2 separate regions of the Mus musculus genome follow, and region 2 is linked to region 1. A link is a loop called in an ENCODE intact Hi-C map of the cell type or tissue named here. Cell type or tissue: left cerebral cortex. All regions are shown on one strand. Each heading gives the region's core, and the rest is flanking DNA. Links, peaks and the distances in the headings are about the cores only.

Region 1 (15,564 bases), core at 4,867-7,366:
CTCCTGTCTCCACCTCCATGTTTCTGGGATTATTGGCATATGTCACCACATACCCATCTTTTCCTTAATATCTTAAAGCATCACACAGATTTATGTCTTAACAGATTTATGTTAAAATAGATTCCATGTTTATTTTACTATTAAAACTTCCCTACCCAAACATTTGTTTTGTGTTTTTGTTTTTTCCTTTTAATGATGCCCTTGCAGATGCACCACATAGATTCTGTGGCCTCAAGTATCCTGGTCAGTAACATTTAGCCCAACCAAGAAATACAGCACTAGATGGTTTCTAAGGCCTCTGAACCCAGCCAGCCTGGAAGAACTCAGCTGGACAGGCAGCAGGTCACGGAGCAGGCTCACTTTAAAGTCATTGATCAGGCCCTGGCCTGAAAGACAGGTTCCTGCCAGTGGGTCCCATGGCCACACATCTTTCCCCTCATCTATCCCCCAATAGATAGCATAAAACTCAACACTGACGCTCCGGAGTGCTGGGGACAGGTGTAATGGCCGTATGTTCTTCCCAGAGTTGTGGGAGCCGCCTATGAGGACAGACACAAATACCCCAGGTTTGCAGAGAAGGGCTCTTAATGATTTCTCCTTGCCTGCTGGGTCCGGCTCTGTGTTCAGCCTGGAGCTGGGAGGCCCTTCTACCCGCCATGGGCATGGTGGGACCTTTCCTTTGCCCACAGGGCTAGCTGGTCTGTCCATCCCACTCTCCTGTAGTGTAGGCTGGGAAGGGTCCGTCCCGAACTGCAGACTTTCCACTGGGGCAGTTAGTCATCTGAGTAGTGGTTCCCTGTAAGGAAAGGAAAGACAGGGAAAGAGGCATCAGGTGGGGCTTAGGGAGTTAGCCCAGGATCCCACCTGGCCCCTGGTGCTCACCCAGGACGTTGAACTTGCACAGTGGGCAGGTCTGTTGTAGCATCAGCCAGGGGTCCACACAGTCTCGGTGGAACTCATGCTTACAGGGCAGTACCCGGAGCCACTACAGGGTGAGAGGAGGGGCACAGGCTCTAGATGGGAGCTAGACCTGTGCCCTTCACCGGGACTGTGCATATAGCACTCTTAGGCCATTGCCAGGTATGCTTTTGCCAGCCATAATAAGGACTGGAAGACAGTCCTGGTTGGAGATTTGAGGGTCTCTTGGGAGCAGGATTGGGGACGCCACAGGCCAGCTTGTAGCTGACTGTGCCTAGGTACTAACTTGCTTGTTACAGAAGTAATCTAGACACACAGCACACGTCTCAGTGCCCGGCTCTGGAAGGCTGTGTGCTGCCCTGCTCAGCCGGCAGCGCCGAGTCTTGAGAGATGCTAGCCTCCGAACCACACGGCGTTTGAACAAATCCTCCTGTGGGAAGAAGATGGCCACAGTCTTGCAGGCCCAAGGGCTGCGGGTATGAGGGCTTCCACCGTCTGGCTCCCACCTGGCCTCCAGGCTCCTGCTGGTTCTGTCTTGACGCCTGCCGTTGGGCCTGAACCACAAGTCCTGTACACAGGAGCATGGCCACAAGCAAGATGGCGTTCCATAGCTGCTGCAGGGGCTTCTGCGAAGGGAGGCAGATGTCAGGGCACTGAGAACGCTCCACATGCTTCCCCCAGGGATATTAACCCCCGAAACACTGAGGGGCTCTGCCTGTGGAAGCCCCTCGCTTGCTCTTCTGAAGTCTCCATGCCACTGGCCTATGTGCTCTCCCGGGTCTGCCCCAGCTCCATGGAGAGTCGCATGTCTCCCTAATACCCTGTTACTGTGCCCCAGCACAGATCTCCTCCTCGGCTGTTCTCAGTCCCTACATCCTCCACTCACCGTCATCTAAGCTGATGGTCACCTGAAGCCACAGACAAAGCTGGTGGGAGTGCTTCTGTGCTATGGTCATTTTCTCTTCAACCAGAAGCACGAAGCACTCCCCACCCCCACGCCCAGGACATCACCAGCAATCTGACAGCCATGCCTTGGTCTCCTTTGTCCCTTGCCTTGCCACACTTCCCCTGTCATGAAAATTGATCTTCATTGTCCCTTCTCTTCACACCTTTGACCTACTGCTCCAGGAGCATCCCCTGACGCTCAGGGTAAGTGCTCCCCCTGCCCAGCCCTCCTCATACCCATAGGCCATGGGCTCTCTTGCTGCTGTCCTGGGTAGTCCTCCAGGCCCTTTAGTATGACATAGTCATATTGGAGACTCAGTCTTTGGGGGAATGAAACTGAAGTGGCAGAAGCAGCAAGCCACAGGGGCTTTCCCACCCAGGCACACCATTTTACACCGAGTTTAGATGTACTGTGACTGAAAAACAATTCACTTCAAAGTCCTCAGCTTTCCTAGTAGCTCTTTGTCACAGCAGACGGGGGGGATGTCCGAACAGCCCTATAAATCCTGGGACTGTTCTTCCTAACATAGGTTTGACTCCCATCACAGCAAAGGAGAAGGGTCAAAATGACCAGACAAAAGAGCTACCATCCTAGACCAGTCTGGGAGCTGTGAATGCAGCAAAACCAGCCCTTGCTTGGGGTGACAGCACTGGGATCATTAGAGGCCTCTTTCCCCTCTAATCACAGTGGAGTGGTGGCATCTAGTCTGAGCCCAAGGTTGGGCTCAGGTCTTTTTTGCTTTGACCTGGAAGAGCTTGTGCCTGCTGCCAGCTTGTGGGTCAGCCCTACGGAATGACAGTGGTTAGCTGCTCCCTGGCCACAGTGCAGACTACTGTGCAGTGTGTACTACAGTGTGGCAGGCCAGTCAGCCATCAAGAAGAGCCTCTCTGCAGCCTGTGGTCTGGAGCAGCCAGGACTTGATTCAGCGCAACTTCCACATTCCCAGCTCAGGGCAGTTCCTAGAGATGCCTGCCCGGCTATCATTTGAACATTTCACCTGCCATGGCTGTATAACATGGAATAGCCACCCCCATCTTGGCTGGCAGTACCTTCTCAGCTATTCAGCTTTGTCCTCTGTCCCTGCCAGCCTGGACTAAGCTATACATTCTCACCTCCAGGCCACAGAGGCCCTTCCCCAGCCTGCTCTTCTCCCAGATGTAACCTATCCCTCTGCCCTTCACCAAATGCTTCCCGTCCCCCCAATAAGTGAGGGGAGAGAGAGGGGGGGGGAGAGAAAGGGAGAGAGGGAGGAGAGAGTGAGAGGGAGGAGAGAGAGAGAACAGGAAAGCACCTGGCTTAGGTAGTTCACCTAAAGTTTAGGAGCCAGGGTTTTAACCTGTCTGACTTGAAACTGGCCCACATCACAAACTATTGGAATCTATGCAGTAGAAGAAGAGAGTATGTCTACTTCCCTTCAACCTGTACAGATTGGGGTTCAAGAAATGCTGTGGACTTGAACACCTTGAATCCCTGGAAGACAAGCACTGGAAGATGTGGACACAAAACACAGCCATAGCCACAAGGACACACAGTCACTCTCTCTAACATACAGGCTTAGAGCTTCTATGGCAGTGCACAGCCCAGGCATGCTGAGCAGACAGTGGGGCTATGAGCAGAGGAGCAAACATTCAAAGCAGGAAGGCAAAATGAGCGATGAGGGGTCCACGAGCCAGCGGAGGACTGAGAAGAGGATCGAATACCAATCACTGGTCGGGCCCAGAGGCAGGAAGTCAGGGTGCGTATGGGAGCTGGAGAGTAAGGCACACTGTAGGTGGCAAGACATGACCCAGTGGAGGTGACATTGTCTACCAGAAGCGTTGTACATTGCTTAGCATGTACATGGCCCTGGTTCTATCCCCATTGGGGAAAAACTGGCTCAAGTAAGAAAGTTGTGAAGGCCACACTGAGCAGAGACCATGAAGGCATCAGCAGCCATTGCCCACCACCTAGGCCAACTGTCATGGCACTGCTAATCATCTACTACTACATGATCCACTCTAAGTAATCAGCCGAATGTATGTAGGGCTGTCCTAGGATCCATTGGGCCTACCTGCTCCTGGGCCTGAGCACCTCCCAGGCACACCAAGTCCTGCCAGCCTCCGTAGCCATCCTTGGAGAGACCACAGGTGGTCCACAATGTCAGCTTCCACTCGATGTTGGCTGAAAGGGACTCTCCACTGCTGATCTCAGCAGTAGCCTGGGTCCTCCTGAGAGGAGAGTCATGGGTGGGAAGCAGACAGAAGGCCTTTGGGAAGGGAGGCCTACACTCATCCTCTTGCAGTGGATACACAAGGACACTGTTGCCATAGGCCTTCTGATTTGGCTCCCAGACTTTTCCTGGCTGCTCTTTGCCCGTGTTTTTACGCAGCCAGACCAAGGAATAGCCTGTCAGCCAGGCATCCAGCTTCCTCATGCTGGACTAGTCCCCTCTGCCCATAGGGCAGCTCTTTTCCCAGATCTTGCCTCTCCTTCCCATGCCATCCCCCAGTTTCAACCTTAGGAGTTTAAGGGCCAACAGGTAAGGGCCTTCTTCAGAGATAGTCTCCTCCCCTAGAGCCCATCGAAAAGCAAGAGACCCACAGCACTCAGGCATCAGACCACCCAGAACAAACGGAACTCACTGCAGAAGGGCCTCCAACAGCTTGGTGACATTGGAGGAGTAATGGAGAACAATCACTGGCCTCAGCAGAAGCTGGGATACATCCAGCTGCAGGAGACAGGCAGGGTCAGCAGGCTTCCGGCCCCTGTCCCCTCACCTGCTCACCCTCACAGTCCAAGCCAGGTTACCTCTCGGACCACACTGTGGTTTAAGATGAGGAGAAGCAGGGCAGAGGCTCCCAGGAAAAGGGCTCGACGCATCTGCAAGGGAAGACGGAAGGTGGGAGGCTGTCACACACCTGCCTTACCCACGGCCCCAGCTCTCAGGAGCCCGACATCTGGATAGACTAGCTATAAGCTCCCTGAAGTCAAGCCAAAGCTAAGGGATGGTTTTGGAGGCCGAAGAGATAATGACAGCCAAAGGCAACACACGATGGTTGTGGACTAAGGCAATATTTAGTTATGGAACATAGATCACAACATTTTATAGATGCTAACTTTCCTACACCATAGTTACATAAAGAATATTCTTGATTTTAAGAAATTTGTACATTATCATGTGTGTGAGAAACTTATGCTCCTTTCATTCTGTAGGATCCAAAATTCTTTTCATTGGCCCTAGTCCTAGCAAAGCAGCTCTCCACCCTTGCCAGCTCCTATCACCAGAGCAGGTCCACTTTCCCCAGCAAGTCTCTCCACCTCCTCCCCATCACACTGCTTTGATGCTCCATACTGGTGTTTGCTGACCCACTCGGGCCCAGGGCTTCTCTGGAAAGGCTCCTCATAGGCCACCTGTTAGCCTGGCTCTAGCAGATGTTTCGAATGCATTTTCTTTCTCCCCTTCCCTCAAACACCCTTTGCACCTGCTGGACCAGAGCCTTGGGATATGCCTTCTGGCTACTGCCTTGATTCTCTTGGTGGAACTGGGCGACCTGCTCTTTGCCCACATATGCCACTGCAATCCAGCCATCTACGGGTATCTCTTGCTCAGCATCCACGACATCCATCTGTGTAACGAGGAGCCATGAAAAGAAGGAGGCAAGGGGAATAGAAGAGGCAGCCCGGGTCTGCCACAAAGCACGCAAGGTCAGGGTACGGGTACGGGAATGAGTGTGGAAGGGGCATGTGGCTGTCAGGTTTGCCAACTCCTGAAGGCTGGGAAGTAGTAGCATTCTGGGCTGTCAAGGGCTAGCTTCTGGATGAAGACAGCGGGGTCTATCCGAGGGTCATGGCAAGTTTAGGCGGGGCTGAGCTCACCAGCAGCAGGCGGCCACCCAGCAGAGGTTCCGGACCGTCTTCCGGACCGATTCTGACGCCCTCCAAAACCAAGGCGTCCTGCCGCGGCAGTTTCACATCCACTCGCACTGAGCGGGCTCCGCCCCGTCCCTCCCCGGTCGCCGGCTCGCTGCCGTCCGCCGCCGCTCCCGGGCCCATCAGGCCCAGCCACAAAGGCAGCAGAGGCAGCAGTAGCAGCAGCGGCGACGGCGGCGATGGGGGAGGGGGCGGCAACGAAGGCGACCTCAGCGCGGGGCGATCGGCAGAGCCCATGATCCGACCGGAGAGGTGGCGAGGCCGTAGTCTAAGGTCCCGGGGACCGGGAGAACAGAGTGAGCCAGGCCGCGCCGGACAGGGCGGGGCTCGGCACCGGGAGGGGCGGGGCCGCAGCCGGAGGGGGCGGTGCGGGGAGGGGGGGGCTGAGTTGGTGCTTGACAGCGAGAGCGCCTCCTGGTGGCTCCTGAGAAACCTAATGTAGGAGGCCTGAGGAGCTGCGATGGAGCAAATACCTTAGAGCCTTGGAGAGCTCACCAAGTTGTCTGTCAGTGGAGATAGGTGCGGTTGTCTCAGGATTGGAGAAATGTAGGGGCGAGGGAGGTATAAGGGTCTGGGCTGATTGACCTACGGTGTTGTCAAGGCTATGTCTCATCCTCCTCTGGGTCAGTGTTCTTTCATGGGATCAGCGAGCAGGCTGCAGAGAATCACAGAAAGCAGATGGGGAGACTGAGGCCATGGTTTTAAAGGAGCAGGGAGGAGGGCTGGGCACACGAAGCTGTACAAACCAGGCAGAGCCATAGTGGCACGGAGCACTGGGCTGTCCTCGCCTGTAAAATGGACTTGATCTAAACCTGCACTGCCTTGCTTCTAACATGATCGCCAGTGCTTACTGGAATGAGAAGGTTCCGCTTTTGTCCGAAAATTTGTCCTTCAGCCCAGAGGTTTGTGGTTGCTGGTAGCTGGCTCAATCTGAAACCTGAGCCTTTTACAAATTGTACCCTGATAAAAGGGCAAAGAGCTAATGAGCTGCAACACCCCCTCCCACTTTGTAATAAAATATTAAAATCTACAGAAAATAGAAACCTGGTTAGCCACCAGGATGCAATGACTAAAATATTCCCAGAAGGAGACAGAGATGTAGAGAAGAAGCTCGGCTGGCCTGCAAACAGGGAATTGACATAAAATCAGTCAGCACATATGTAAAATTGGTTGTCAGAGGAGGTATTGCACTTGGGGACCTGGGAGGAGGTGCTATGGCTTGCTCTTTGCTAAATCACAACAAAGTTAGGTACCACCGGGAAAAGACGTGAAATTGGACCCCTACTGCACCGTGCATAAGGAAAACCATGTGAATTAAAGACTCAAATACAACTTTAACATTTTAATAGAGAACACGATTTTGATGATTTCAAGTGCTTGAGAGCTGTTTGTTTGTTTTTTTGGTCTTGTTTTTTTTGTTTGTTTGTTTTTGTTTTTGTTTTTTTGTTTTTTCAAGACAGAGTTTCTCTGTGTAGCCCTGGCTGTCCTGGAGCTCACTTTGTAGACCAGGCTGACCTCCGACTCAGAAATTTTCCTGCCTCTGCCCCCCAAGTGCTGGGATTAAAGGTGTGCGCCACCACACCCGGCTTGTTTGTTTTTAATGACAGAAAAACTACATTATGATGGGCATGCCTGTAATCCCAGCACTTGGGAGGGTAAAGCAGGAGTTTGAGACCAGCCTATTATACAGTGAGACCCTCTTTAAAAAAAAAAAAAGATGTTAAATGACGTGTGTAGCAACTGGAGAGATGGATCAGTAATTAGAGCACTGGCTGCTCTTTCAGAAGATCTGGGTTTAATTCCCAGCACCCACATGGACTGCGAGTTCACAATTGCTTGAGAGTCTCAGAGGATCTGTCGCCCTCTTCTGGCCATTGTAGGCTACTGCATGTGTATGGTACACTTCATGCCTGTGCAGCAGGCCAACACTCATAGAATAAAATAAAAATGAAAAAAGTTCTTACATAGAAAATAGGGTTGGTAGGATGTCTCAGTGGGTAAAGCCTGGTGACCTGAGGGCCTGTGTTTTATCCCTGGGACTCATATGACAGAAGAAGAGAGCCAACTCCTGCAGTGTCCTTTGGCCTTCACCCATGACTTGACATTCCCCCACTCACATCCATATTTTGACGTACATTTCCACACATGTGCCATGATACATGCGATCTCCTTGCATGCAGAACTAGATATAAAAATGTGCTGGGCAGTTTTATATCAACCTGACACAAGCTGGAGTCATATGAGAGGAGAGAACCTCAGTTAAGAAAATGCCTCCAAGCCAAGCAATGGTGGCCCACACCCTAATCCCAGCACTCAGGAGGTAGAGGCGGCTGGATCTCTGAGTTCAAGGCCAGCCTGGTCTACAGAGTGAGTTCTAGGACATCCAGGGCATCCAGGGCTATGCAGAGAAACCCCATCTTAACCCCCACTCCCAAAAATGCCTCCATAAGATCAGGCTGTAGGGCATTTTCTTCATTCTTTATTGACAGGGGAGAGCCCAGTCCATTGTGGGTGGTGCTACCTCAGGGTTCTTGGTTCTCTAAGAAAGCAGGCTGTGCAAGCCATGTGGAGCAAGCCAGCAAGCCAGTAAGCAGCATCCCTCCATAGCCTCCTCATCAGCTCCTGCCTCCAGATCCCTGCACTGACTTCCTTCAGTGAGGGACTATGATGTGGAAGTGAGAGCCATGTAAACCCTTTCCTCCCCAGTTGCTTTTGGTCATGGTGTTTATCACAGCTATAGGAACCCTATTGGACAAAAAGTATTAATAAATAAATAGTATTTAAAAATAAATAATGTGCCCACGATAAAGTGAAAAATAGCACACTAAGGCAAAAGAAGGGCTGGGGAGACCACTCAGCAGGGGAGACTGCGGTGCAGGTGTGGGAACCAGCGATCACCTCTAAACACTGGTTTAAATATTAGGTGGCCACTGGGCTATAATCCCAGCTCCTGAAGCTGGAAACAGAGAACCCCTTAAGCTAGCTAGCTCAAGTCCAAGTGAAAGACCTGCCTCAGTGTATGAGTGGAGATCCAGCTAGGAAGACATGTACATGAACCAAAAAAACAAACAAACAAACAAACAAACAAAAAACCCTCCATGAGCATGGATGTAAATAAGTAAAGTGGTAGAAACCTCAGCCCCAAACTTGAAGAAAATATTTGTAGCTAAACGACTCATCCCCGGAATGTATAACGCTCAGGTAAACGAAGGCGACACCATCAATAGGACTGGATGGACAAGGGGACAAGAATGGTCTATACATGTGGAAAGTCTGCCGAGGATGTGGGTCATAGATGGAACACGTGCTTTACATACATGAGCCCTTGATTCAGTCCTTCGTGGTGTGGGAGGTGTTGAAAAACTAAAAGTAATTATTCTGAGGGGAGGGGAGTATTCAAGACAGTTTCTCTATGTAGCCCTGACTAGTATTCACTAAGTAGACCAGGTTAGCCTTGAACTCAGAGATCCACCAGCCTCTACCTCCTAAGTGCTGGAATTAAAGGCGTGTGCCACCACAACCTGGCAGAATTAACTATTGAGCAAAAAAAACCAAGAATTTTAAGTCCTGTGAGCTGGAGTCGGACAATGTCAGGTACTGTTTGGGAATTAGAATTTCCGCTCAGCTGAGGGGTTAGGATTTAGCTATGCTGCTGTGCTAGCAAGGAACAGCCACACTAGAAAACTATTTTCTCCAAGGGAAACCGGATGCATACATTTGTGTAGGCATTCTAGTTATAAGTATCTAGTTTAGAATTGTAGAGCAGTGGGCATGAGGGAATAAAGGGAGTGGGAGAAAACCTGCGTCCCACCAGAGTTCCGGTGCTCTGAGTGGCCAGACGTGGTGAACTGCAGTATGCTTTCCAAGCGGCCCAGAGTGGGTGTCTGGCTGTGGGAAGCCATGGTCCCCGGCCCACGGGAGGTGGACAAGAGGCAGTCTGAGGTCTCTGGGTCTCACAGAGGCCAGAGATAACAGGCTTTCAGTCTTGGGCATCCCAGACGCCGCTGGACACCACAGAAGAACTGAGAACAAAGTGGAGGCCCCATGGGCAGCTTGGTCAGCCTCAGGGCAGAAGTGAGCAGAAGGCAGGGGGAGAGGGGACGCTGGGTGGTTCCCACGCAGGCGGGAGTCTTTGGATAGTCCGTGGCTGGAGCGCAGGAAGGCCTTCTGGCGGGAGGTTAGACGCGGTTCTATTGTTCAAACACTTAAGGGCCTTGATGAGCAGAGTCGGTCTATGGTTTTAGAGCTTTATTGTAGAAAGGCAGAGAGAAAGAGAGAAGGTAAAAGAAAGAGGCCGCCATGGCCACGTGGAGAGAGGGGGGAAGGGAAGGCTAGAAGGAGAGCTAGAGATTAGAGTAAGAAAGGTGAGAGCTTAAGAGAGAGAGGAGGTCCCAAGCAGCTCCTTTCATAGTGGGCTGGGTTATCTTGTAGTTGCAGGGTAGCTGTGGAGAGGAGCATGCCTGGCTATTGTCAGGTAACTGTGAGGGTGGGGTTTAGGGATTTGTCTGCCAGACTGATAGTTACAGAATTATGGAGTTGGGGCCTCTGTGGTGTCAGGCACCTGTCTCTGGGAACGTGGCTCTGTCCCTTGTAGAGTTTTCTACTGAGTCTCCGGAGCAAGCCTCACTCAACCAAAGCAGACTGCCTTTCACGGTCCCACATAGAATAATGATTATCCACGCAGACAATTAATACTATTTTTAAAAATAAATCTTAAAAAATAAGCCTAACTAATCCTAAGATGCTGGGACATGCCCATACACTAAGCATTTTAATAGCAAGCATTTTAGTAGCAAGCAGATTGTGGGTTCAAGGTCAGCCTGAGCTACAAAGTGAGACCCCGTCTGCAAACAAGCAATAAAACTGGATGCTGTGGCAGGCACATGCAATCCCAGATCCTCAGGAGGCTGAGGCAGAGGGACTGAGCCCAGGAGTCAAAGCCAGCACTGCCAACATAGCGAGACCTGCCTCAAATCAACAGTCCAACTTCCAAACCTCTGCCCCCTAAGTCATACTTAGTCACTCCGTATCAGTACCACTGGAGGCAGGCTTGTTTCTGTTAGTTGTAAAAGGGTTTCCAGAGAGATAATTCCCATGTAAGGTCTTGGCTGAGAACCACCCCACTGTGATGTACAAAGCGAGACTGCACTGTGAAAGACTGGACATAGCCCAGCTCTCTATGACTAGGAGAAGAGATGAAGAGCGCATTCTTCATATGCAGACTATCACGCACCAGAGATGAATGCTTTGCAGCACAAACGACTCTTACGGGATGCTAAGTACAAAAGGCACTTTTTGTTTGTTTGTTTGGTTGGTTGGTTGGTTTTGGTTTTTTCTTGACAGCGACCCACCCGGAGTCATGAGCGGCAGGGGCGAGCAGAACAATGGCGCTCCCGTTCTGCTTCCCGAAGAGGAAGTGCTCACGGATCAGGGAAATTTTCACAGGTCTAGATCCAGAAGAAGTTCTAGAAGGCATTATACAAGGTCACGATCACGATCTCGCTCGCATAGACGATCCGGAGCAGGTCTTACAGCTGAGATTATGGCAGGCGCCACAGCCACAGCCATTCTCCCATGTCTACTCGAAGGCGTCATGTTGGGAATCGGGCAAATCCTGACCCCAACTGTTGTCTTGGCGTGTTTGGGTTGAGCTTATACAGCACAGAAAGAGACCTAAGAGAAGTGTTCTCTAACTATGGCCCCATTGCTGATGTGTCTATTGTATATGACCAGCAATCTAGACGTTCAAGAGGATTTGCCTTTGTATATTTTGAAAATGTGGATGATGCCAAGGAAGCTAAAGAACATGCCAGTGGAATGGAGCTTGATGGGCGACGAATTAGAGTCGATTTCTCTATAACAAAAAGGCCCCATACCCCAACACCAGGAATTTATATGGGGAGAGCCATTTATGGCAGCTCACACCGCCGAGACTATTATGACAGAGGATACGATCAGGGGTATGATGGCGGGGGCTATTACAGCAGATCACACAGAGGAGGAGGTGGGGGAGGTGGATGGAGAGCAGCTCAAGACAGGGATGAGACTTACAGAAGACGGTCACCTTCTCCTTACTACAGTCGTGGAGGATACAGGTCACATTCTCCATCACGATCCTACTCACCTCGTCGCTACTAAAGCATGAAGTTGAAGACTTTCTGAAACCTGCCATAGAGCTGGGATATTGTTTGTGGACAATATTTTCTATTGTCTCCTGTTTAAAAAGTGAACAGTGCCTAGTGAAGTTAGGGGACTTTTACACCTTTTATGCCGACTACTTTTGGTGGAGTTGAAATGCTGTTTTCATTCTGCATTCGTGTAGTTCGGCGCTTTGTTCAAAGTTAAGTGTTTCCAGAAAAGTATGTTTTGCATGTATTTTTTTTTACAGTCCAAATTTTGACTGCTGGGAAGTTTCTATTGTAAAAAACTTCATTTAGAAGGTTTTCCTACGGAATCCAGGGTATTCTGAAGACGGAAGCCTGTGTGTAAAACGCTGCCAGACGGCAAAGAGCAACAGTAAACAAGTTTGATTTTTACTTTTCTTTCTAAATATCAATGCTTAACCAGAACCATTCTTAAGTTATTAGTAAAAAAAGTAAAAAGTTAAATAAAAATAATTTTCTTTCAGGAGTCCATGAAACTTGCTATATTCAATATACCTGCGATTAAGTGTTAAAAAATACACTGTAACCCTGTGCTGCTAGTATTAGAACAAAAATCTTCCCATACAGCAAGTGCTTAATGCTTACATTAATGTGGATGTGTCGGCCTTTATGTAATCTGTATATATATAGTAGGGAATAAGAGCTACAGATACATGCCTTTAAAGGGCTGTTTCTTAAGGCTGTTACAAGGAGATAATGGTATTTCAACTAATTATCAGCAAGTGACAACACATCCCACCACAGATGGACTCTTGTTCTTCTAGCATTTAGACGATATGAAAATACTGGGTGCTTCAAAGTATGGAAGGAGCGAAGGGATCATCAAACCTTGTCCTGGATGAAGACTGCCTGTTCATTTTTTAAATATGATTTTCAGGTCCTTTGCTTACCAAAGGAGGCCCAATTCACTCAAATGTTTTGAGAACTGTTTAAATAAAGGCAAGAAAAATTTAAAAAAAAGGAAAAAGGCAACCTCTTTTTTTCTACAGATTTATTTATTTATTTTATTTCATATATCTGTGTACACTGTTGCTGTGTTCAGATACAATAGAAGATGGCATTGGATCCCATTGCAGATGGTTGTGAGCCACCATGTGGTTGCTGGGAGTTGAATTCAGGGCCTCTGGAAGAGCAGTCAGTGCTCTTAACCAATGAGCCGTCTCTCCAGCCCAAAAGGTAACTTCTTAAGAAGAAGCCCAACAAGCTCACTGGGGTGTCTAAGATCAACACACAAAAGTCAGTCTGCTTTTATCTGCCAGCAACAGACAATTTTAAAAATAAATTAAGGTAGTAACCTAACATAGTAATATTATACAAAGTAATGAAATATCTGTGGATATTAATACAAGCAAGGAAGTAAAGGACGCGTGCGCTGGAAACTATAAAATGTTACTGAAATGCATAAGAAGACCAAACAGACAGACAGACAGACAGACCCAGAAAGGCGTCTGCACTGATGGAGTAGCAGAAGGAATATTGCTAAAGCACTAGTGCTACCCAAAGCAACAGAAAAACTGTGCAATCCCTGTCACAGCTGTAATGGCCTTCAGTGAAGGGACTGAGCCCAGCCCCAGTGCTTGCGGAATTATAAAGAACTCAAATATCCAGAGCATATTGAAACAGAGGACTCCAGAATCAGGAGCCACAGGATTCACTCTGAAAACTCCAGCAGTCCAATGATGTGGCGCTCACATGACAGAGGATGGAGAGATGATTCAGTGCCCAAGAGCTAGTCCTGCTCTATCTCAGGCCTGGAGCTCTCGGCACACACATCAGGCAGCTCACACTCATCCATGACTCCGACTCCAGGGGGATCCAATGACCTCTCTGACCTTCTAATGCACTGACACTCACGTATGGACCCATACCCACCCCAACATGAAAACACAGAATTAATAAACTAAAAAATCTTAAAGACACATAGAGAGAGAGCCAGTGAACAATGGAAGAGAATTGAGGAACCGAGAGTCTAGATAGAAATCATCCATACATCCACAGAGTTGATTTCCTGTTCTACTTTTTAGGATTTCTTTTTATTTTATGTATATCTGTGTACATGCAGTACCAACAGAGGCCAGAAGAGGGCAATGGGTCCCCTGGAACTAGAGTTACAAATATAATTGGCCAAGGGTGTGCTGGGAATTGAACCTGGGTCCTTTAGAAGAATGTCTAGCATTTTTATCCTATGAGCCATCTCTCAGGTTTCACAGAACTGATTTGAACAGATGGCAAGATCATTCAGTGGAAAATGGAACTATTTCATCAGCAACCTATAGAATGATAAAGTCATAGGCAATGTCACAGGCAAAATGAGTGCAAAATGGTTCCTCAGCAGAAACATACGACAGTATAGTCCCTCTGAAGACAGTTACTCAAACACTCTGTGACAGTTCCTTAAAAGCTGGAACATGGTACATGTTAGTGAAGGTGTGGGGAAACTTGAATCCTTGTCCATGGCTGGCAAGTTCTCAAGAAGTCAAACACAGGCTGGGGAGATGGCTCAGTGGGTAATGCGGTTGCTAAGGCAGCAGGAGGACCCAAGTTCAGGCCCAAGTACTCACATAAAAACCGGCAACGGATGGGTTTCTGTAACCCTAGCCAGTCTACAAAAATACCAAGTTCGCTGGAGTGAGTGGGGCCAAATGAGCAGGGCTGGAGTGAGCAGAGGTCCTGAGTTCAATTCCCAGCAGCCACATGATGGGTCACAACCATCTGTATAGCTACAGTGTGCTCATATATGTAAAATAAATAAATAAATCTTTTTTAAAAATTACAGAATTCACAGTTCAATGAGAGACCTTGCCTCAAAAACAAAGGTGAAGAAGCAACGGAGGCATCCTGAGGGCTGGAATGAGAATGGCGCCCAGAGGCTCACATGTCTGAACACTTGGTTCCCACTTGCTGGAACTGTTGGAGAAGGATTAGGAGGTGGAAGACGTGAGTCACTGGGGGCAGGATTTGAGGTTTTCAAAGCCTCATGCAAGCCCCACTGAAATCTCTGCCTCCAACTTGCCATCGAGACGAGACCTGTGCTGCTGCTCTAGCCAACGATGGTCATGCTTTGCTCCAGCATCATGGACTGGAACACTCTGGATCCTTATCTCACTTAAACAAACTCTTTTATGGGTTACTTTGGTCATGGTAGTGCCTTATTACAGCAATCAAGAGTAACTAAGACAGAAGCTGGTAGCAGGGAGCAGCCTCTTGCTATGAAGGGCCTGCCTGTGCTATTCTGGGGAAGAATATAGAAGTCTTTGAAACGTTGGACTAGGAAAATGGTTGAACACTGTAAATGGGGATTAATGGGGAATCCTAGTAGGAGCTTGGGAGGCAGTAGTACTGAGAGCAGTGGAGACTATGGTGGCCCATGTCAGAGGGGACAATATTAGCACCTGGGCTAGAGACCATTCTTGTGATATTTTGGCAGCCTGTAGCTATTTTTCTGCTCTTGTTCCAAGAATTTGCCTGAGGCTAAATTGAAAAACAATGGACTAAATTTGTTGGCAGAGGAGATTTCAAGACAGACTAACATTGACTCTGTCATGTGAGTTAGTAGTGATCACTCTACAATGAAAATGAGCAAACAAGGCAAAATGCACAGCTTAAAGAGAGAAAGGGCACCAGGGT
Region 2 (15,564 bases), core at 7,855-10,354, 52 kb before region 1:
CATAAAGCAGGGCGATACTGACAAGCACATCTCACAGAAATAAGTGAGAGAAGGCGAGGGACAGCCTGGGCTACATGCGAGCTCCTCTGTAAAATAGCATTATGACTGCAAAGGTGAGAGAATGGAAGGGTCACCTAGGAAGTACTGGGAAGCCAGGACAAAGGATCACAAGGCACATCAAGGGAGCGTGCTGGTGGCAACAGTGCCGGTGGTAATCATGAGGCAGACTCTTCCTCAGGTGACTACTAGCAGGGTACAAGACCAGACAACCCTGTGACCATACACTGGTCCTGAAATTCTCAGGAGACTTCTGCTCTCACTTCTGCTTTTTCTTCACAGGCCACAGAGAAGAAAGAACAGTCCCAGAGGCAGGGCTGTCAGAGGGCCTGGCTACAAATGACTCAATAAGGAACTAATGGGGAATTCCCAACTTGCTCTGGTAGGTCAGGGAGCTCCTGAGCTCTCCTGCCTTAGCCCCAAGACCATGGGATGAGTGAGCAGAGCACACGAGGGGAGCTGAATCTTCATGCCTGTACTTACTTCTTTATAACTGCATTAGAAGCCCAAATGAGAGAGGGAGAAAGTAGGAGAGAGCTGAGTCTACTTTATGTATGTGTGTACCTCAAGACAGCCTCACTATGAAGCCTAGGCTGGCTTCAAACGCACAGAGATCTGCCTGGCTCTTGTGGTGTAGTGACATATGCCTTTAATCCTAGCACTTGGGAAGCAGAGGAAGATGGATCTCTGAGTTCTGAGACTACCCTGGTCTACAAAGTAAGTTCCAGGATAGTCAGCACTACACAGAGAAGCCCTGGCTTGAAAACCCCAAAATAAATTTTAAAAACACATGTGTAAAAGTATGAAAGTCACCATGATGCACCAAGGACACAGAGCCCTTCCTCTGTGACAGATAATGTATTGGATGCTTTTCAGATGTCTTCCTCCTAACACCTCTGTCTCCAATGCCACCAATGTCCTGTTGAAGGACTCAAGGTAGCCACATGCCTCCAAAGTGTCAGAAGGAAGACTGGAAGCTAAATTTGCTGATGTCTTAAACTTGGGCTTTCCCAGATTCACATCCAGGTTGTCCTTCCCTGTAAGTCAAGCCAGGGAGGAAAAAGGAAGGAAAAAAAAAAAAAAAGCATCTTCCAGAGGGCAGAGTAGGAAGATTGCTGTATCCATACAGTGACCAGGACCCAGATGCACCGAGGAGGAGGACCTTCCAGAATCTAGGTTCCCTCTCTGGATTCCTCACACTCAGCTGTACCTGTCTCATCTCAGGATACATGTAAGGGAGTGTGTGTGTGTGTGTGTGTGTGTGTGTGTGTGTACACGAGACAAGAAAGAGCTTCCCTCTTCCTTGTGACAACTCAGCTACCAAAACAACACAGAAGACCTATTAGGACAAGTAAGCATTTGAGGCTGGGCTGACAGGAAGAGGGAAGAGAGACCACAAGCTATCAGCTTTAGTAGGGTGGAAAATTGGGACCCCAGATAGCAGGCCTAGTTTCATCCATTGCTCAGTCAGTTTTCCTGTCTGTACACAAAGCCAAATAACTTTTTCCCATTACTTCTGTAACTGCTACCAAAGACTAAGATGATATGGGCCAGTGTAGTGATACAGGCCTTTGATCCCAGCACTCAGGAGACAGAGTCAGGCAGAACTCCCTGAGCTCAAAGCCATTCTGGTCTACATAGGGGTTCCAGGTCAGCACTGGAAACACAGCGAGACACTGTCTCAAAAATAAATAAATACCCAGGAAGTATCACCAACATGCTGTCAAACATGACCTGAACAAGGACGGCGCTGACAGCGAGACATGCTAATGAGGAAGAAGGAAAGCACACAGGGACCCATCCCTATACAAAGAACCACAGACAACTAAGAAATGCTGAAGAGTGCAATAGTCTTTCCCAGGCAAGAGCTCACCTCTTAGTTATCCAATACCAAACGGTGAGCCTGGAAAACAGACATATAAATAACACTGTACTGACAACAGGTTATTTTATATTTAGGAACACACACACACACACACACACGAATGACAAAAATTTGAACAAGGGTTGGGGTATGTGTGATGGTTTGAAGGGAGAAAAGAGAAAATAATGTAATTCTATTATAATCTCAAAAACTAAAAGCTTTTAAAAAATAACTAGATTAAGAAAGACAAATCTGATAGAAAAAAACAAAGAGATAAAACATCCCTCAATCTGATCACATTTCCACATCTATGAAGACCACTGGTCCTGTGCACAAAGGGGCATCTTACACAAGAGGGACAAAATATTCTGGAAGCACTGGTTTCTGCAGAATGTGCCACAGTAAGCCCTTGTCCTGGGCTACCTACCAAAACAGTTTTCCAAGGTCATTTCTCAGAATGTTTGAGATGGATGAGCTCTAGTTTCTCTGCAGGGAAACTGAGGCTTAGAAAAACCAAGCAGCCTTCTCAAGGTCACACAGATACTTAGTAGCTCAGGGAGGCCTAGGACTTGGGTCTCTTGGTTCCTGCTCAGAGGCCTTTGTTTGTACTGTGTTCTTAATCCAGTTATCTTGTTTGAGCCTCACAATCCTTTGTACACAGCTGCACCTGTAACTACTTGTCTAATGTATGACTTCCCTGTTAGACTCTAAGTCATTTGAAAGAAAGACTGCTTTCTATACAGAAGCTGACCCAGGGCTACACACATAGTAAATGCTGGGAAGTAGCCCTGTAACTGAATGAGGGGACTTGCTTAAGCCATGAACCATAGGAGTCAATTGGGAAGCTGGTACCAAGTACCCCTGTACTTAGTTAAGAGTACTTTCTCCATATGGGAGCCTAAAGCCATGTTTCCAGCCAGAATCTCTAATCTCTTAAAACTTGGTGTGCCCCTAGAGCTTGCTTCTCATAGGTCCAGTACTCACCGGTTCCAGCCAAGAAACCAGGTAGAAGAAATCCATTAACTCAAACTGGCCTTGGTTGTCATTTGCCTCCCCTTGATCAGTTTACACTACTCTGAAAGCCCCAAATCCCCTGTCTAGCTGCTGTAGCTCCCTAAGGTAGGACTCCTTTGTCCTCAGGCTCACTCCGAGCCTCTTGGAGAGGAGCCTGGCTCTCCTTGCAGCTTTTCTTACCATCCAATTTGTTTACCAGGCAGCAACCACAAAGCCCAGTGTTAGCATCCTGCCTCCCCCAGTCAGGTCAGCCAACTCTCTCTCCAGCTAGAAAGACACAAAGAGCCCCTTCATGTGCCCTGGGCATTCCAGCCAAGCTATGCACCTTAGGGATATGACATAGCTAAGTCAGCAGCAGCCCACTGTAAGGACTCTAGGATAGGCCCTGTAAGAGGCCTTTCCACCTCTCACTCACGGGGCTAGTCACGATCAAGCTCTAAATGATTTGCCAGGCTCTGCCTCCCATTGGCTATAGATTTCTTCAGAGTCCTACCAGAGCTCTTTTGGCCCATCTTGGATTCTCATGATACTCTCATCACCTGAGATCTAAGTCCTCTTTCTGCCATCTTCAACAACTAACTCCTCTAAAACACAGGTCTCAGGCTGGCATTCAAGGCTGTCTGTCTAGCCTCTTTTCCAAGCCTAACCTTGCTTCCATCCTGCCTGCCACCTCTGCTCTTAGCACACTAAACTTCTTTAACAGCTGGCTTTTTGGTGGAATGTTGCACATAAGTCCTCTGTTCAATGAAAAAACCTTGCTTGTCACTTCTGAGTGCTGGGATCAAATGGCACTTCTTCATAGGCTCCTGTAGGCAAAGCTGCTGCTTCCTCTTGTTGACTCTAAGAGCAGCTGCACACCTCAATTACAGCCTTTATCACTCAACATTGCTAAGATTTGTTTGTGGTTCTGTCTTCCAACCAGTCTGAAGTCCTTGAGGGCAACAAGACAGAGAGGTCTTGTTCAGCGTGCCCCGATCACAGCATCTGGCAGAGTAGACACTCAAAAGAGGGTCTGGGAAACAATCTCACTGCGTAAGTATCTAAGCTAGCAAAACAAAGTCTCTGGCTGGCTGGCTGGCTCCCCAGGCTGCTGCATCGGCTGACTACCTCACCACCTAAGCAGAAGTAAAGAGCCAATCTGTGCCAGCCTCTAAAGAGCCAGACAAGGAACAGAGCAGGGTAGAGTCAGGGTAGGAAAAGTGGAGAAAGGAAAGAGGAAAGAGAAACCCAAGTTTTGACAGCTGCTCTAAAACCCTGGGTAAAGGAGCTTCTAACCCAGTCTGCTGGTTTGCCAGTGGGGCAGCCAGGCCAATTTTCCCCCTTCTAGGATCCTCCACAGAACCGACCTGGAAGGGAAAACCTACCTGGTCCAGCTGCTTCAGGATTTATCAGGTGATAAATTTGGGGCACACTTTTCTGTAGGCGCTTGGGCTCAGAATGGAGAGTGAGGTTCACCTGAATTATGGGTCTCTCTTGCCCACAGGGCAGGGCCTCACTGTAACCTGAGATGGGAGGTGCATTACTTCTCTAACTACTCCAGTCTTTATGAGGGAAGAAGATTCACTGAGCACCTCTCTGTCTCAGGCTCTTTTTACACATCAGTTCATTTAAACCTCACAGCAAGCCCCAAAGGTCAGTATTAGTATAACCTTTACATGGGTGAGACAATGGGGTCCAGAAATGAAGCAACATGGTCAAGGTCAGACAGACAAGCAGGCTCCAGAGGTTGAGGGAGGAGAGGGAAATAGACTGGGTGACTGAGCCTCAGCCAGGTATTGCTGTCCCCCATCCCCAGGTCATGTTTCAGGCCAGATGCTGGGAAGACAAAACATCAAGCAGGCTCCACCGCTTATCTCTTTCCCACAGCTTAGGGTTTCTAGCAAGTGGACACACAGGCACCTTCCCAGGACAGCAGCTGGTGAGCTGGCTCCTCCTTTACCAAGTCAGATCTTGTCTGAGAACAGGGCCATCAAACTGGATTTTCCTTAGAGGCCAAGAGAAGAACATGGAAAGAAACAAATGGGGGGGGGGGGGGGGCTCATGGTCTAGAGTCAGAAACCTGGACCGCACATAAACAGCCATATTCTTCCAAACAGGCTACCCAGGGATGCTCACTGCCAGCTCCGTGCTCTCCTGGGACCTGTCAAAGCCCAAGAGAAGTGGGTTGTCTGAGCTTACAAAGTAAAAAAGGTGGCGGTGGCACGGCAGCAAACAGGCAGGCTCTGGCTTGCCAGGAGGGGCCTGGCCCCACCTCTACAAAAACTGGCATAGCCCAATCTGTAAGGATGCCAATTAAGCCAGTTCTATGACTTTCAAAGTCACTGGTCTGACGTAATTGGTTAGAAGTAGAGGGAACTGGGGGGTTAAAGAAGACAACATGCTGTTCCAGATGTTTCTCCCTGAGCTCAGCTCAAATCATTTGCTCCCCTAACAGGAAGCCAATGCCCACAGGATCCCAAAGAGCATAACTTCTGACTCATCTGGCCTACATACTGAGCAGATTGAGGCTGGGTGGGAAGGAAGCTCCAGCCTCAGGCTAGTGCTGACAGTCACATGGAAAAAGGAGAGGAATATTAGGGATTTACCTCTTCAGCTACCAGGGGTTTTGCTTAGGACCACTCTGGACCAACTTTCAGCTGCAGAAAGACCATCAGACGGGTTGCTCTTCCCTTCCTACCCTTCCCTGCTCATTATACCTGGTCTTCTTGGGGTTTCACTGCCTGTGCCTGTGCCACCCACAGGGCCATTCATGGGCTAGCTGCTTTCTTGCTTTTGGCCAGTGCTCAAGAGCAGTCAGGGAACACTTCAAGCCCACTAAAGGTTCCCTACAGAGCAGGCTGAATGGCAAAATGAAAAGGTGAAAGAGCATAGGGAACTCTGTGCTGAACCCCCAGCTTTTCCCCTAACAGACTGAGAAAGAAAGGCTAATGCTCTTTCACACTGGTCTGTGTGATAGGGCCATCTCTAAGTCCACTTTCATTCAGTCTCTGACTTGGAATAAGCCTGGCTGGTCCAGCCCTAAGCTCGTTGGACTAATGACAACATGCTTTACCCTTCTGGTCATTCCTGTTAGCCTCCTACACTGCTGAGGGTGTCTGAAGTGCTGAGGAAGCAAGGGAAGGTGATGGCAGGCAGACTCCTGTTAGTTACCTTCACTTTACCTGTCTGCCAACTCATTTCCTGCTGGGGGCGGCTCTGACTTGGGAGTCTGACATCCTGCATCCCAGTTCTAGCTCTATGCTATGTGATCTTATGTATGTAATATGCTATGTGATCTTATGTATGTAATATGCTATGTGATCTTATGTATGTAATATGCTATGTGATCTTATGTATGTAATATGCTATGTGATCTTATGTATGTAATATGCTATGTGATCTTATGTATGTAATATGCTATGTGATCTTATGTATGTAATATGCTATGTGATCTTATGTATGTAATATGCTATGTGATCTTATGTATGTAATATGCTATGTGATCTTATGTATGTAATATGCTATGTGATCTTATGTATGTAATATGCTATGTGATCTTATGTATGTAATATGCTATGTGATCTTAAGCAAGTTTTTGCTTCTCTGGCCTCTGTTTATCTTCTATATAAAGGCTATACTAGTCAATCTCTTAAGATCTATTCCAGCTCAGCTCACAATTTTATGATATACTTTAGGCCAGTATGCAACAGACACCAGAGTGAGGAAGCCTCTGTTTTCTTTCCTATTCCCACAGACCTTGACAACCACCAAAACTGACCTGTGCTGGGACAACCTTTGGCCCCCGATGTCTGAAACAGACCTTTAATCTGGAGACAGAGTCTCCATCCGGATTCTGCAGGCCATTTGTGCTAATGTTTCACTTCTCTGGGATAGCACATGTACTCCTAGCCCTCAACCACGAGACTAGGTTCAGGGCGGTCACAAACTTCCCCTCGTATGGCCTTGGGCAGGGACTTACTTTTGGCTTTTTTCAAAACACAGTATAAACTAAACAAGGAAGATCCAAGTTCTCTGATACCAGAGATTTTGCTAATGGACAAGCTGAAGGAAACGAGGCAGGGAGACAGAAACAGATCTAGGGTCTCACTTCAGACTTGGCCTAACAGACATCAGAGACGTGGAGGGCACCTGTGGGGTTGTATCCTAAGTGTGCTATTGGAAGGTGGAGAAGATGAACAGCAGGCTGAGATTTTTGGGATGAGAGCCAAAGGGAGGTGCTCCCATTGCGTCTCTTCCCACAAATACCAGAGGTACGCCCTAATTTTTCTCTTCATTTCTCAGACCCTTAGAAGGAGAAAGAAAGCGATTTCTTGGGCTATTCCTGTGCCAGGCATGGTGCGGGATGCTTCCATATATCCGGTTTCATGTTCCTCAGCAGCAATGGGTATACACACTACTTTTTCCCTTGACTAAACAGGCTAGGGACTCAAGATCTACCCAAGGTCACACAGCCAGCAGGTAGGATCCCTAAATCTGGCCCTTCCTCACTCTATCATATCGCCCTGCACCCTGAAATCTGGGTAAAAATCCAATAACCACAGAAGAGTTCTCATGCTTTAGAATTTACCAGCAAACGTGACTGTTACGTCCAAGACCCCACAGATAAAACTGAGAATTCCTTTCCCACCCCCTCAAGACCTCACCCTTCCTGGGCCCCTGATCCCTGAGGAAGGGCCCAGGAAGGGTCCCTGATGATCTTGCCCCAACTGAAACACAGCCTAAACCCTCTCTCTAGGTTCCCACAAGCTCATACAGGGTGAAAGGTGAGAATGAGGGCTTCTCCTGGTTCTGAACTGGACCAGGCTTAGTCTAATGTGAGCAAGAAAGAAAGGTTGGAAGAGACAGATCCAGTGGGTGGGAGGAAACATAGGTCAGAGGCCTGGATTTAAAATTTTCTCCTTCTAAGGAGGAGGAGGCCTCGTGAATAAGAGACTCTTGGGGAGGGAGGGTGATATGGTGGAAGTGACATTTATATGGGACAGCTTCATGGAGTGGGTTCTTAAGATAATCAAGCACTTCTGTAAGTCCCAAGAACAGCTGGGGACATCCTGGGCAGTCACAATCAGTCAGAGGAGAGGGAGAATATATACTGGCGTAGGGCTTCCATGGTGCCTGTGAGGCTCTATAAACTGGGAGGTACACTATGACAGGGAGGCTTGTCAGTTCTGGGTATGGCGCTAGTCTCCTATCACAAGACAAGTGGAATGAAAGCAGGATCTAGAGGCCATCTTCCTGAAGAGACCACCAGATCGCATCCGCAGTCTCTGGGAGGGCGGGCTTCTAGGGGTTCTGCTGTGTACAAATCTGTAGCCCAACATGCTCAGCTTGGAGGGAAGGTGTTACTCCTGCCTCAGCTTTCTCTAATGGAAAGCTGGGTACCTGGTAGCTCAAGGGTGGGGTGCTGTCTCCCTCCTTCTCCAGTCCTAGATCTGGATTTGGGAAGGAAGGACATAAACACGGCAGCCTGGGAGTCTACTGGCTGGCTCCCCTGTGATGAAGCTGACAGGGGAGTCCTAGAGTTGAGGTGCCCTATAACTACTGGGAAGGAGTGTCGGCCCACCTGTTGCCTGTGACAATGGACAAAGCTGCCTTTTGGCAGAGGGTGTGTAATGAGGAGAGACCTTTCCATGATGAAAAGAAACTGGGAGTCAAGATGGGACCCTCTGGGAGGGGGCTGGCCAGTGTCAATCCTTCTGAGATATGTGTCTGGAGGTAAGGGTTAGCGCGACCTGGAATAGCTCGGAGTCCTGAAGTCTTAAGATTTCCTGGGGTGCCGATACTGAGGTGGCGAGACAAGGATTCTGTGGGGTAGGGGGAGATGGAGAATAGCTGTGGGCAAAGTATGGGGCAGCCATCTGTGCGCGTGTCAGGGGGTGGCAAAGCTTTAAGGCCAGAGTAACCTGCGAGATTATGAGCTGGAGATGGGAAACCCCCATCGGGGATACTCTCCTTGGAGGGTATGGATCAGTCGGTTTGGGGAAGACCAGGAGGAAGGGAATGGCCTTTCTGTTCGTAGGTAGAAAGTAGGCTGCCGCTTGCGGCGTATCTGTGGGGTTGGGACAGTGGAGACACGTTGGTGGGTCAGGCCCACGCCTGTGCTGGTCCCGCGCCCGGCCCAGACCCCAGAGCTACTCACGCGCCCTCGGCGCCCTGCGAACCCACGATGAATCCGAACTTGTCGATGCGGCGCTCGGCGAAGCCGTTGGCCTCCGAGTCGGAGCCGAGCGAGCTCAGCTCGTCGGCGGTGGCGGCGTCGGGGCCCTGGGCCAGGCTTTCCCGGGTCCCAGACAGGCTCCCGCCTGCTGCGGGCTCGCGCGGCCCATTCTCTCTGCTGCTTTTCGCCATATCGGCCGCGCCCGCCACCAGAGCGCCAGCGGCCACCTCAGCCGCCTGAGCCGCCCGGCCTCCGCCGACGCTGCCGACGCCCCTCCCACGCACTGTGCCCATTGGCTGCCACAAAGCTGGGGGCGGATACCCAGGGAGCTCCCACCACGCGCCCAATGGGTGCCGAGGGTCCCGAGCCTCGCCCCTCCTCCAGCCTGGCGCCAAGTGGACCGACGTGAGGGGGCGGGACAACCGTCACCAAGGGCCCGCCTTCCCTGGCTGCCAATCACAAAAACTCACCTGGACTAGCTCGTCTGGCTTTTCCGGGTTGGCCCGGAGCTGGTGTGTCACCTGCTGCTGCTCTCTGGCAGAAGGTCTAGGGCTTCCCTAGAGGTCCTAAGGTCTCTGCCTCCATGGGAAACAGGGTCGTGGGTAGCGCTACTTCGCCAGGTCATTTTCAAGAACAGTGATGAGACGCAAGTGGGCTTAGGGATCTGAACCACCTGGCTGTTCTGCTTAGGGGGATGCAAATTAGCTCGTGGGAGACCCTATAAGAATAATACAGAACAGCCGGGCAAGATGGCTCACGCCTTTAATTTAATCTCAGCACTTGGGAGGCAGAGGCAGGCGAATTTCTGAGTTCGAGGCCAGCCTGGTCTGCAGAGTTAGTTCCAGGACAGCCAGGGCTACACAGAGAAACACTGTCTCGAAAAACCAAAACCCAAAACCAAATTATATATATATATATATATATATATATATATATATACACATACACACACACACACACACACACACACACACACATATATATATATCAGACCTAAGCTCTACCTTTTTCTTCCCAACACCTTTCTGGTGAGGGTTGATTTGTATTGTTTTTCTTTGAGATAGGGTCTCCAAAGTGGCTTTGACTTTACTATGTAGTCTAGGGCCCTCCCTGTCTCCCAAGTGCTGGGATTACAGATGTGGGCTATCCTGCCTGACTCCCCAATAGTTTTATTGAAATATGGTTAGCATACCACCACTTCCATCTATTTAAGGTATATACATACTTCCTATATTTAAATTCCATCACCCCACCGACACACCTACACATGCACAAATACATAAAAATTAAAGATAAATTAGGCATGATAACAGATGCCTGTACTCTGTAGGCTAAAACAGTTTACAAGTTCCGGACAGACTGACTGGGCTACAAATAAAAATCCTATCTCAAAAAAAAAAAAAAAAAAAAAAGTACAAAGCTGGGCGTGGTGGTTTTTATCCCAGCACTCGGGAGGCAGAGGCAGGCAGATTTCTGAGTTTGAGGCCAGCCTGGTCTACAAAGTGAGTTCCAGGGCAGCCAGGACTACACAGAGAAACCCTGTCTCGAAAAAAAAAAAAAAAAAAAAAGGTACAGTCCCATGGTTCTTTAGCATCCGTACAGAGTTGTGCAAACATTGCATCCTCCTCCTAGGAAATTCTACCGAAGAAAAATGAAAATAATGCTACCTGGTCAAATAGAGAGAAAAAGAAAAGAAAAAGAAAAAATATTCAAATGACTTTCACCAATTAAGAGTGTATAAATGTGGTATGTCCATACAATGGACATAATTCAGCCATGAAAAGAATAAAGCACTAATAAGTATGCAATGTAGATATATCTTGAAAGCAAAAAAGAAAGGGTAAGCAAGACAAGACCCTGTCTTAAACAAAGAAACAAACAAAAACTGAACACACAAAATCATTAATAATCATAGATACTGGAATATCTAGAAGCAGCAAATCTGTAGGTACAAAGAATAATGGTTACCAGAGAGTGAGGGAGGACTGGAAATGACCTTTACCGAATAGGAGTTTCTTTGGGGGAAAATGCACTTTTAGTACATGTCTTTTAGTACTTTTATACTTGCCCAATTTTACAGGTAGGTAAACCGAGGTTCTATAAAGTCAAGTCAGTTGTCTAAGATCCCAGGTTAGTTTATGGCAGTTCTAGAACCTCAGTTGTCACAAAATGCTTCTATTAGAATTGGGCTAATTGAGACTGGAGAGATGGCTCAGTGGTTAAGAGCACTGACTGCTCTTATGTGAGGGTCCTGAGTTCAATCAAATCCCAGCAACCACATGATGGTTCACAACCACCTGACGCCCTCTTCTGGGGTGTCCGAAGACAGCTACAGTGTACTCACATGTAATAAATCTTTAAAAAAAAAAAAAAAAAAAGAAAGAAAAAAAAGAAAAAAGAAAAAGAATTGGGCCAATTACACTCCTATGCACTTGACCCCAGCATACAACTTTCAGTCCTAAAGTTTGTCAGTTCTTAGAGTGGTTCCTCATTCATCTTTTGTATAATTTCCCAGGGTCATTTGACTCTCCCTAGATAACGAGGAGAGACAAGCTACAGAGTCTGAAACAAGCTCCAAGAAAGGGATTTAGCACAGAATGACTCACCACCCATTTTTTTGATGCCACATAGCCTGACATTCTTGAAGGCCTGCAGTTTACATTCCAATTGCTTCTGGTTTTCCATACAAATGGCAATAGCAGACATAGGTGCAGGCATAGGCCATTTTGCTCTTAAAACACTATCTGGGAGGAAATTCCTCCTTCCCATAGCTGAACGGAGATCCCAGGAGGCACAGAGTGCCTATCCCAGGGATGGAGAGAGGAACCAGATAGAACCAGCAGATAATGTAGTATCCCTGTTTGACCTCATCTTGGTCCTATGGTTCTATCTCCCAAACACCTTATCACTCAGCCTTCCAGGGGCAAATATACAGATTGTACTTTTATTAGTGAGTGAGGCTCATGTATTTGGGGTCACAGTTTGAGTATCCAGTCAGTTACTGAGAGGGGGTAGTTAGTAGTTCTCCTTGTTCTCGCCCTGTCTTGAGAGAAGTCTCCATCCACTATGTAACCCCTGAGATACAAGGCATGTGCCACCAGCTCTTTTCCTGCACTTCAGCCCATGGAATGGTTTCCCTAACTTGTCACCCATGTGGGTCTTCCTCTCCAGGTCAACCTTCCTGGAAACAAGCTCACAGAAATGCCCACAAGTTTGTCTCCTATGTAACTCCAAAATCTAGTCCAAGTTGACAGTGTAAACACCACACAGATACCCAGAAATCTCAGGGTAGCAGATTCAGAAACAGAAGAGACCATTCTGAGGCCTAAGGCCCTTTTTTTTTTTTTCTTCCTGAACCAGGGCCTGTTACTTGGGCTGCCTTCCAACTCCTGGGCTCAAACAATTGCCCTGCTTAATCACATTCAAAGAGCTGGAACTAGCATGCCCAGCTTCTTTTAGACTATTTCCTCATCAGTAAAATGAAATACTAGGAAAAAAAAAAACAAACTTTATTTTGAGATTTTAGTGTGACATGTTCTTAAGCACTTGATACTTGGTAATTCCCAGTAAACAGTGGGCACAGGTAATAAGTGTTCACAACTTCCAAGTTCATGTTTGTCTTGTTCCCCACCATAGCCTACAGGGATAGCAGTGGAGTTAACAGTTTCAACCATGGCACACTTTCACGGCTGTCCTAAATTAGTATGTGTCCTTGTGCAAAGTCATTGAAAGAATAGAGATGTCAGTTATTTGCTTCTTAAGCCTCGAAACAAGAAAGGCACATTTGGTGTGTGTCAGGGTACATGTGTGTACACAGGTGCATATGGGTGTGTGAAAAGCCACGAAATGGCAAGGTCTCCCTCAATTACACTCCACCTTATTCTCTGAACTAGTCTTTCAATGAACTCAGCAATTCAGCTCCCGGGATCTTTGTGTCTCTGTCCCCCAGTGCTGAGGTAACATACGGTGTGATGTGACTCCATTTTGTATGGTGTAGGCCCCCTAATTCAAGTTCACATGCTTATTTGGTAAGCATTCTCACAACTGAAGTATCTCTCTACTTCTCAATGCTAATTTCTTTAAACTCCAGAACACTTCTAAAGTTTTTTTTTTTCTTTCCCCTATGTATGTGTATATTATGTGTTGTGACCCACCTGACATGGATGCTGGGAACTAAGGTCCTCTGAAAGCAACAATCTATCAGCACTGTTTGTAGTCAACGGAGCTCATCATGATATGGCTGTTGTACCTATGGATTCATAGCACCAGGCCTGCCTGCAGGAAACTGGACTTAACATCATGGACGGGAGATGATAGTGGGGTAACCCTAAGGTACTACCCTCCTTGAAGACCTACAGGTAGGTAACAGATGCTGGGAAGAGGAAGGTATATTCTTTAGTGGTATAGCCATTAGTTAGCCTTGATCAAATAAACAACCCTAATTAGATGCAGTGGGACACACACACCACACAGACACAAACATGAGGAAACTTGTTGGAAAGAAGTGTTTGCTAGGAAAAGATGAGGATAATGGAGGGCGTATGACCAAAGTAATTTATACATAATACATATAAAAATGATACTTATTTTTTAATAGAACAACTTATTTTTATAAAAATGTTAAAACTTACATTTGGATAAGCACTTTTTAAACTTACAAGACTGTAGGACATGCAGTGCTAGAAAACAATCTTGGTCTGTGGCCACCAAAGGTCACAAGGCTCTGTGGTCAATGAGCCTCCAAGTGAATGTGAGTCAGGACAGGCACTCATTCAGGAATTCTGGGAACTGTTAGCTCCCGAGCCTGGATCAAAGGGCCCATTCACTTGCATTCTACCCAGTCACATTCTTGGTCTCATGTCACAGCCTCAGCCATAGAGGCACTGTGGGGTTTGCCAATCTATAGAGGCATATGCCCTGACATAATGCCATGTCCTTAATACCAAAAAGGAGCTCTTAGGCATGGATTCTCTGAGACTTCCTGATGCTCCTCCCATACAACAGTACCCCCTCCTCCTCCTGGAAATCCCTCCAGGGGATTTCTGGTGCTACCCAACTAGTCTCTAGCACAGTGTGCTTGTTTCAGGCTCCTAAACCAGAAAAGCACACCAACAAACCAAATTTTGCACTAGTTCCTAGGCCAAGTCACACAGGGGTACAGACTAGCATGACATCAATGATCTTAAATGTGCGCCTAACAATGTGTAATGGAGCCAAGTGACTGGTGCTGTAGAGGCCTCGGCTGAGAAAGGAAAAGGTGGAGGGGCTGGGAGTTAGAATACTGCTTCTGGACTGGGAACTCTGAAGCTTTCAGCACATGCAGTCCTCCAAAAAGAAACCAGCTTTGTTTACAGCTTATCAACACACTCTCCACTCTCCCCTCCCTCTGAATACACACAGCAACACCACCCATGCCTCCACAAGACCACAACTCCAAAAATAATAACCCACATCAGGACAGCAGTTAGTGACCAAGAGCGAGGCACATGTTTTGGATTTACTCTTCATCTCTGAGCCATGGGATGGAGGGCATGTGACTTGCCCTAAGTACCTCGAACAAGAATAATCACACAAGGACTCCACAGGTGCTACACAAGTGCTTCAACAGGAAGCAGTGTCAAGCTTGCCGGTCCATGCCTTTAATTCCAGCACTTGGGAGGCAGAAGCAGGCTGACCTCAATGTGTTCAAAACCAGCCTAACCTATATAGCAAGTTCCAGTGGAGCTATAACAAAACCAAAGAAAAACAAAAATACCAAATACAACACAGTAGTAGTAAACTAGATACAAGGCCCTTAGGTCAGTATGTGGATTTGGCATAATTAACCACACACATAGTAATGAACGGCCTTTGCCCACCCTAGAGCAAACCACTAAAACTGCTATGCCTATCAAGTGATGGGCGATTTGAGGTATGGAAAAAGCTACTGATCCTTGTTCTATGGCTACTGCATGGTGGAGGGTCCTGAAGCTTTACAAATATAAAACGTACAAATATAGAACGTGCGTATCTCTATAAAGCCATGCTGCGGCAAACACATGGAGACCAGAAGACAGCCATAGGTGTTCACCCTTGCCTTCCAGGTCTTTCTCATTCACTGGCCTGCTAGGATGACTCTGCCTGTCTTGTCTCCTAGTGCACAGGGTAGCAGTGGCTTGTTCTAGTGGCTCTTACATCAGTTCTTGCACCGTAAGCACTGTACTCACCAAGGCATCTCCCCAGCCACGATGCTTTAGAAGTACTTGAAAGGCACGATGGCAGCAAAAACATATTATAAGCATCAAGACTGCAGAGACCCCAAAGCTCAGCGATCCATTTGTTTCCCTATTAATTGACTTGGAATTTCACCCTTGTCCTTAGGAGAGTTGTTGTGCACTAGCTATCCCTGCATAGGTAAGAATGGCAGAGCTTTCTAAGCCAGTCTGTGGATGGCAGGGACAAACTGCTTCCATGAAGGTCCAAGAAGTGTTCGGTT

The links. Hi-C counts contacts between places; a loop is a spot of excess contacts. Peaks named below come from ENCODE experiments on the same cell type or tissue, not always from the same donor. Only the 100,000 strongest peaks of a DNase experiment are listed, where the experiment ranks them.
Region 2: a loop joins it to region 1, with 7 times the contacts of the local background. A loop is called at or near these places in 5 of 42 quality-filtered maps.

The regions. Positions count from the first base shown.
Region 1 is chr11:4,125,719-4,141,282 of GRCm38, reverse strand. Rnf215 (ring finger protein 215) reads right to left here and starts at 6,123. Exons shown (of 9, transcript NM_027859.3): 1 at 5,720-6,123; 2 at 5,326-5,469; 3 at 4,652-4,723; 4 at 4,486-4,571; 5 at 3,915-4,071; 6 at 1,425-1,544; 7 at 1,205-1,348; 8 at 883-985; 9 at 90-796. The coding sequence starts at 6,010. The coding sequence ends at 774. It overlaps Ccdc157 (coiled-coil domain containing 157), which reads left to right. Exons shown (of 12, transcript NM_001164620.1): 12 at 1-160. It overlaps Gm51934 (a long non-coding RNA gene), which reads right to left. Exons shown (of 3, transcript XR_003949841.1): 3 at 14,710-15,564. Mir3060 (microRNA 3060) reads right to left here and starts at 1,919; the gene lies at 1,837-1,919. It also overlaps the pseudogene Gm11957. In left cerebral cortex, for the core only: a CTCF peak has its summit at 6,202 (motif pointing left); DNase peaks (open chromatin) are centred at 5,194, 5,451 and 6,151; H3K4me3 peaks cover 1,809 bases; H3K27ac peaks cover 1,699 bases.
Region 2 is chr11:4,180,607-4,196,170 of GRCm38, reverse strand. It overlaps Tbc1d10a (TBC1 domain family, member 10a), which reads right to left and starts at 9,338. Exons shown (of 9, transcript NM_134023.1): 1 at 9,072-9,338. The coding sequence starts at 9,280. Sf3a1 (splicing factor 3a, subunit 1) reads right to left here. Exons shown (of 16, transcript NM_026175.5): 16 at 13,630-15,564. In left cerebral cortex, for the core only: a CTCF peak has its summit at 9,331; DNase peaks (open chromatin) are centred at 8,207 and 9,433; H3K4me3 peaks cover 2,064 bases; H3K27ac peaks cover 1,887 bases.